Linked DNA regions of Homo sapiens: region 1 is linked to region 2. The links are chromatin loops, found by intact Hi-C in ENCODE. Cell type or tissue: GM12878. All regions are shown on one strand. Each heading gives the region's core, and the rest is flanking DNA. Links, peaks and the distances in the headings are about the cores only. Region 1 overlaps LOC105377296 (a long non-coding RNA gene). Region 2 has its middle 110 kb from the start of CXCL13.

Evidence for each region. Hi-C counts contacts between places; a loop is a spot of excess contacts. Peaks named below come from ENCODE experiments on the same cell type or tissue, not always from the same donor. Only the 100,000 strongest peaks of a DNase experiment are listed, where the experiment ranks them.
Region 1: it touches region 2 in a loop (4-fold over the local background); 1 of 110 quality-filtered maps calls a loop at or near these places.

The regions. Positions count from the first base shown.
Region 1 is chr4:77,585,838-77,588,646 of GRCh38, reverse strand. LOC105377296 (a long non-coding RNA gene) reads left to right here. Exons shown (of 7, transcript XR_938912.3): 4 at 126-946; 5 at 1,922-2,055. It also overlaps a transcript of CXCL13 not described here. Among named protein-coding and RNA genes, the nearest start is that of CXCL13, 19 kb to the left of the region's middle. In GM12878, for the core only: no CTCF peak of the experiment used is centred there; a DNase peak (open chromatin) is centred at 1,416.
Region 2 is chr4:77,492,161-77,494,969 of GRCh38, reverse strand. No RefSeq gene overlaps it. Among named protein-coding and RNA genes, the nearest start is that of CXCL13, 110 kb to the left of the region's middle. In GM12878, for the core only: no CTCF peak of the experiment used is centred there; DNase peaks (open chromatin) are centred at 979 and 1,479; H3K27ac peaks cover 870 bases.

The DNA of each region.
Region 1 (2,809 bases), core at 157-2,656, 94 kb before region 2:
AAGACAGAATATTAGCTAGGTAGGTAGTTGTGGAGAGAAGCTCCACTGTTGACAAATACACATGCCAAGGACAAATAAGAAAAAATTACATATTTAAAAATAATTCTTCTGCTGTGCTCTCTTAGCAGGCTCCAAGCATTGTCAGTGATGTGCTACAAAGAGGAACAACTAAGCTGACACAGATATGAAGGCAGCAATGACACTGAACTGCCAGAATAGTGATCCTCAAAGGTGGACAGGTGTCACACCTGAATCCCTGGGGGTCAGGACCAATCAACTTCCCCGCCTACCCCAACCGTGGCCACTCTTTCTAGTCATAGTTTATCTTATGCCTCAGGGGCAGTAATGGGGTTAAGAAATGGTAGAAAGTATGTACCCAAATTCTCAATCACATTTGATTGTTCACTAGAACTTTTTCTAAGAAGACTAAATGGTGAGAACGGGGGGATGGCCCTCCAGGAAAATTCAGGTAGGTGTCATAATATTTAATGAAAGAGGCATTTCCTTTTTTAATCCTTTGTAGGGTCAGAAAAGAAAAAAATTCAAGATATGCAAAGGAAGCCAGATCAAAATCCCCTTGGCCATGGATACTGGTGCCCTACATCAGCACCCTTCAAGAGTGTGGATGAGGCTGAGTAGGTGGGAACCTGCATCCCTTGAAAGAAGCAGGCAAGGACAGGGTAGTGACAAGTGCTGGTCACTTGTGAGGGCTGCCTCCCCATCCAGTTCCCTCTGCAGCCAGGAGCAGGAGTTGTTTCTGGCTCAAGCCAGCCCCCATGGCCGCCATTCCCTTATATGACCCTGCTTCGCAGGGTAACGTACCAGACAGTTTCACGCTCGTTATCCTTGCAACGGATTACTCGGTGAGGAGCATCAGAGAACTGAAAAGACAGACTGACTTCGACTTGAATCCTGGCTCTTCCTCTTACTAGTTTCATGGCCTTGGGTATGTTACTTGTTTTCCTGGAGCTTTGTTTTAATAATCTTTGAAATGGTAGTCAATGGAGAATTAAATGAGATAAAACAGGTAAAATATTTGGTACTGTACCTGGCATACAGTGGAAGTTGAATCATGATGAATATCAGTTTTTGTGAAGGATCCAATTAAGCAATTCTGTCTCTCCCTCCTATGAGCCACCATTGTACCAAGTACCACCTCCAGTATTGTATCTACCCCTAAGGATCACCATTGTTTATTTTTGCACGTGTCTCCTTAGCTGGACTGTGAGCTTCCTGCAGAAAGAGAGCAAACCTTACAGCTTCGTATTCCTTAAACTGTAACCAGCACATAGTATATAACCAGTGAAAGTTCGTCATATCCCCCTGGCTCCTCTGCTGACTGAATGCACAAGTGAATGAACAAAGGGGATGGTGGTGGGGAGAAATGAAACTAGAGATCTTCAGTTAACCAAAGGGAATGTTCCAACAGAGCCCACTTTTCTTGTTTTGACTGGTTCGGCAAGTAAGACATCAGACTTACCGGATATTGTTCAGAGCACTGTTGACTAACTTGTTGACAAGGGATGTCTGGGCTGCATTATAGCCAGACAGGGAAGGCTGTTCAAGTTTCAATACTAGGTTCCTGAGTTAGGAGTGACTAAGCAGCAGCCGCCCCATACTGCCAAGCTACCGTGTGGTTTCACACCATCTGTCACTTGCTGAAGAGGACGGAGTCCCCCCTAGAACTTCCCTTATTTCACTACCACCTACTGCAGCTGGGTCTGCAGTTTGTAGGCAGGAGATGTGGGGGTCAAACTATACTTCATTTGTGCCCAATTTTCAATTGCTATCTAGACTCTTTTCCTCTCTGGACTTTAACCTTTGCTATAAAATTTCCCTAGAGCTTCAAAATTGTACCCCGAAGTGCCCCTGACTAACATCAAGCATATATGAAGATAATGTCTCAGTACTCTATTTACAGATGGAAAAATGAGTTATTCCACTGAAGCCAGGAAAATCCATGCTGGCACCCTAGCAGTCCATCAGAAAGTCGTTATTTCTCCACTGTCAGAGATCCTGTCCTGAATATGCAGCCTAGCACAGCATGTTATGGAGGTAATACCCATGTCCTTTGCCCAAGGCGCTTGCTCTTACTTGTCCTCGTGGGCACAGTGGAATTCTAAATCATCGATGCATACTGCCTGTTTTGTTAGGTCCCTTTAAGTTCATATTCAGCTGACCTGGCAAGAGATATGCAGTAAACTTTGCTCAAAAACGTTAGGACCGGAGATATAGCAAACTTCAGCAAAGATGGAAAGAACCATCCTGCCAACATACCGATTTTAAGAACAGCACTCTCTCACCAAATTCAATTATCTTGTTACTCAAAAATATTTTTTACATGTGATTTCATTGTGTCCCTTTGAGAACAGGGAGAACAAGTAGCTTATCTAGGATGGCATTGGTCCAGGCCTCTTATTCACAAAATATGTCAAATTTAGACTTTCACCTTAACTTCAAACGAGGTTATGCATATGGTCACTGAGATTCAGGATAAATGTGAAAAGGACTTTTTTCTCATGCAACTATACAATTACCCCATTATAAAACTGCACAGCCTGAATTAATTTTTACAAGTCATCACACAATTATGTTGCATTGTTTATAGTGTTTCACAAGTGTTAATTTATTAAATGTAAACACTCAAAATATACTATATTTTTGCAAGCCTGTTTTGACAGTTCCTCAATCAATGTACTGGGGCTCAACCTCTGGGAAGTGCTAGGTCTGAATTATCTTTGTGATGGTAAATTCCAAGTCCACAGGAGAACCAGCAAGTGTAGATTTCATCCCTCATGATGAGGCCTGC
Region 2 (2,809 bases), core at 10-2,509:
TGAGAAAGCTCTTCCTGGGCTGGGCGCGGTGGCCCACGCCTGTAATCCCAGCAATTCGGGCAGCCAAGGAGGACAGATCACGAGGTCGGGAGATCGAGACCATCCTGGCCAACATGACGAAACCCTGTCTCTACTAAAAATACAAAAAAACTAGCCAGGTGTGGTGGCGGGTGCCTGTGGTCCCAGCTACTCGGGAGGCTGAGGCAGGAGAATGGCATGAATCTGGAAGGTGGACCTTGCAGTGAACCGAGATCGTGCCACTGCACTCCAGGCTGGGCGACAGAGTGAGATTCTGTCTCAAAAAAAAGAAAAGAAAAGAAAACTCTTCCTAAATCATTAAGTAGGCCTCTTTGCAGGAATTTTGGAGGCATAAAACCAGACAGAAACACTTGCAAATATTTGTGATATAGATAGGGGCTCAACTTGGTTAAAAGTCTAAGGACCTTACAGAGCAGCCTGTTGGTGTGGGTATACAGAATTCTCTTCCAAAGATTGGACTTGTTGGCATGGGGAGGGGTGTTGGGGAAGGGTACAAAAGTCCTTACTCAATGTCCTGGATCAGTTGTGCTCGGAAGCCTCTGGGTGAGGATGATGTCCTAGAAATGAGTGGCTGGGGACTTTTTGTTTGGGCATACATCTGTTTGATCTAGAGGTCAGCAGGGCCACAACAGGAAGATCCAAGTACACACAAGCTTGCAGCCTGCAAGACAGCTTTGCAGAGGGAAATCTACTGCCAAGTTTTCAGCTTTTCCAGGAGCTAGGCGGCTTTCTTCAGGAAAACTCTTTGAGCCCTCTCAGGATGAAGGTACCTATGTTTCTTAAGCTTTCATTTTATATTTATGGTCAAGGATCTCAGAATCCTTGTTTAAAAGAGGAGATGGTTGAGTCAGAGCTTGAACTGCCCTCAGGCCAACAGTGCCTAAGGGCACTGTTCTCTGTGGTTCTCAGTGTGGTTTTCTGACTAGTCCACTGGCCAGAAATAGAGTCTTCTTTGAGAGTATCTATCAAAAACAAGTTCTGTAGGACTATGGAGCACTTCTAGCAGGACTCTAGGATGTTCTCACCCTTCACCTTAGCTTGTTTCTAATACACCAAGTGGTAAGGACATGAGTGAAAGATACTGTCCACACCAGGATGGTTTTGGGTCATCTAACTATTTGACAGAGATAGGCCCATAAGTGCAATCTTGCATTGTTTATTTTAAAAGAGGAAAAAGGCAGGAAGGATTAAGACAGGAGGAGAATTGGGGAAGAAAGGATATTATGTTTAGAATAAAGACTTAAAAATCCACAATGAGCCAAAAGGGGAATCCCACTCTTTTTGCATGAACCTAGTTCCTCTTTTACATATTTGGGAGGACAGTATAATCAGCTTAGGAGACTGAGCAACTTCAAGGCATTTGGAAGTCCCCTCTAACCCCCATTTCAAAAGGAGGTTCTTAATTTAATTCAAAGTCCTGACCACAAATGTGCTGAATCAGACCTTGGATGCCTTCTGTCTGCCAGCAGGAATGGGACTCTTGAAGGTACCAGTTAGCAGGAAGCCTAATTCACTTTCTGGTAAGAAAAACAAAGGGAATGACCCTAAATTTTGGATTATACAAGTCTGCTCAGATGATGGTCTGTCAACTGCTGGTTGTACAGTCATCCTTGTGCGTCAATAATTGCCACCCCTTCCCCAATCACAGGGGCCACATCCTCATCAAAAAGAACACATGTTAAACACCAAAAAACAGATGTAATGCAGTCAGACTGAAAGTTTCTACAAGGAACCTTGCTTAAATCACTAAATACTAAAGATTTCATTTATATTCCATAGCCATGGTCTCTACCCCATATATTTTCACCCTAAGCATTGTCTATATGCACAAAGACTTATGGAGAACAGCAGATAAGCAAATGTGCCTCTAACCTATTGGATAATTAGAATTAGTTTCATAGAGTAGGAAAGTCTACAAAGGAAAGTTGATTGGCAGCACCAAGGCAACCTGGAAAGGACCCACTTGTTGGCATGTGGACCCATTGAAACATAAGAGGGCTCATCTGGGAGCAACTGCATATTCCTGATACAAGGGAAAAAACCCTTATTATTTGGGGAGACAAACCCAACTCCTAAGTTAACCAGGGTACAAGTGACCCCAAAATATTAAATGATGAAAAGAGTGGCAAAGAGATCCTGATTTCCTACTGGGGTAGCCGATATCAAATTTTTACCCATGTGTTCCTGATTGTTCTTTATTATCTATATTAAGGAGCATCCAGTGTTTGTCCTCCCTTGCCCATAGAAACACCACGTATTTTTTTTTTTAAGCAATCTCCATAGTCGCTAGGGGTCAGGCCTCCCTGAGTCACCTGACCTCACTCCCCATCGTGGTCATTATGCCCACCTTGTTCTGAAGGTTCTTGGTCCCTGCTTTTCTGGGATATCATTACCCACATTTCTTTCAGAAAGCACAATTCCATAATGACATCTCCTACTGTCAGTTCCAGCTCACAGAGGACAGCTTGTTGTCAATGCTGGTGTCCCGTCACCAGCACATTCATTATTGCCTTGGTAAAAAGAATGTCCTCCAGGCCCTGCAGGGGAACATGATCAGCTCGTATAAAGTTGGTTGTGGTTTCAGGTCGTATGCGGTAGATCCATATTAGCACAATCCCCTGCTCAATAGCCTGTCTAGGCAGCTCTGGAGTCTCTACTTCATTTAATATGGGATATCACTTTTTCCAAGCTTCCAAAAGCCATCCCAGCACTATCACTTAGGGTCTTTTCCAGGGCATTAAATCCTATGTCCGGGGGAGTGCTCTCATTT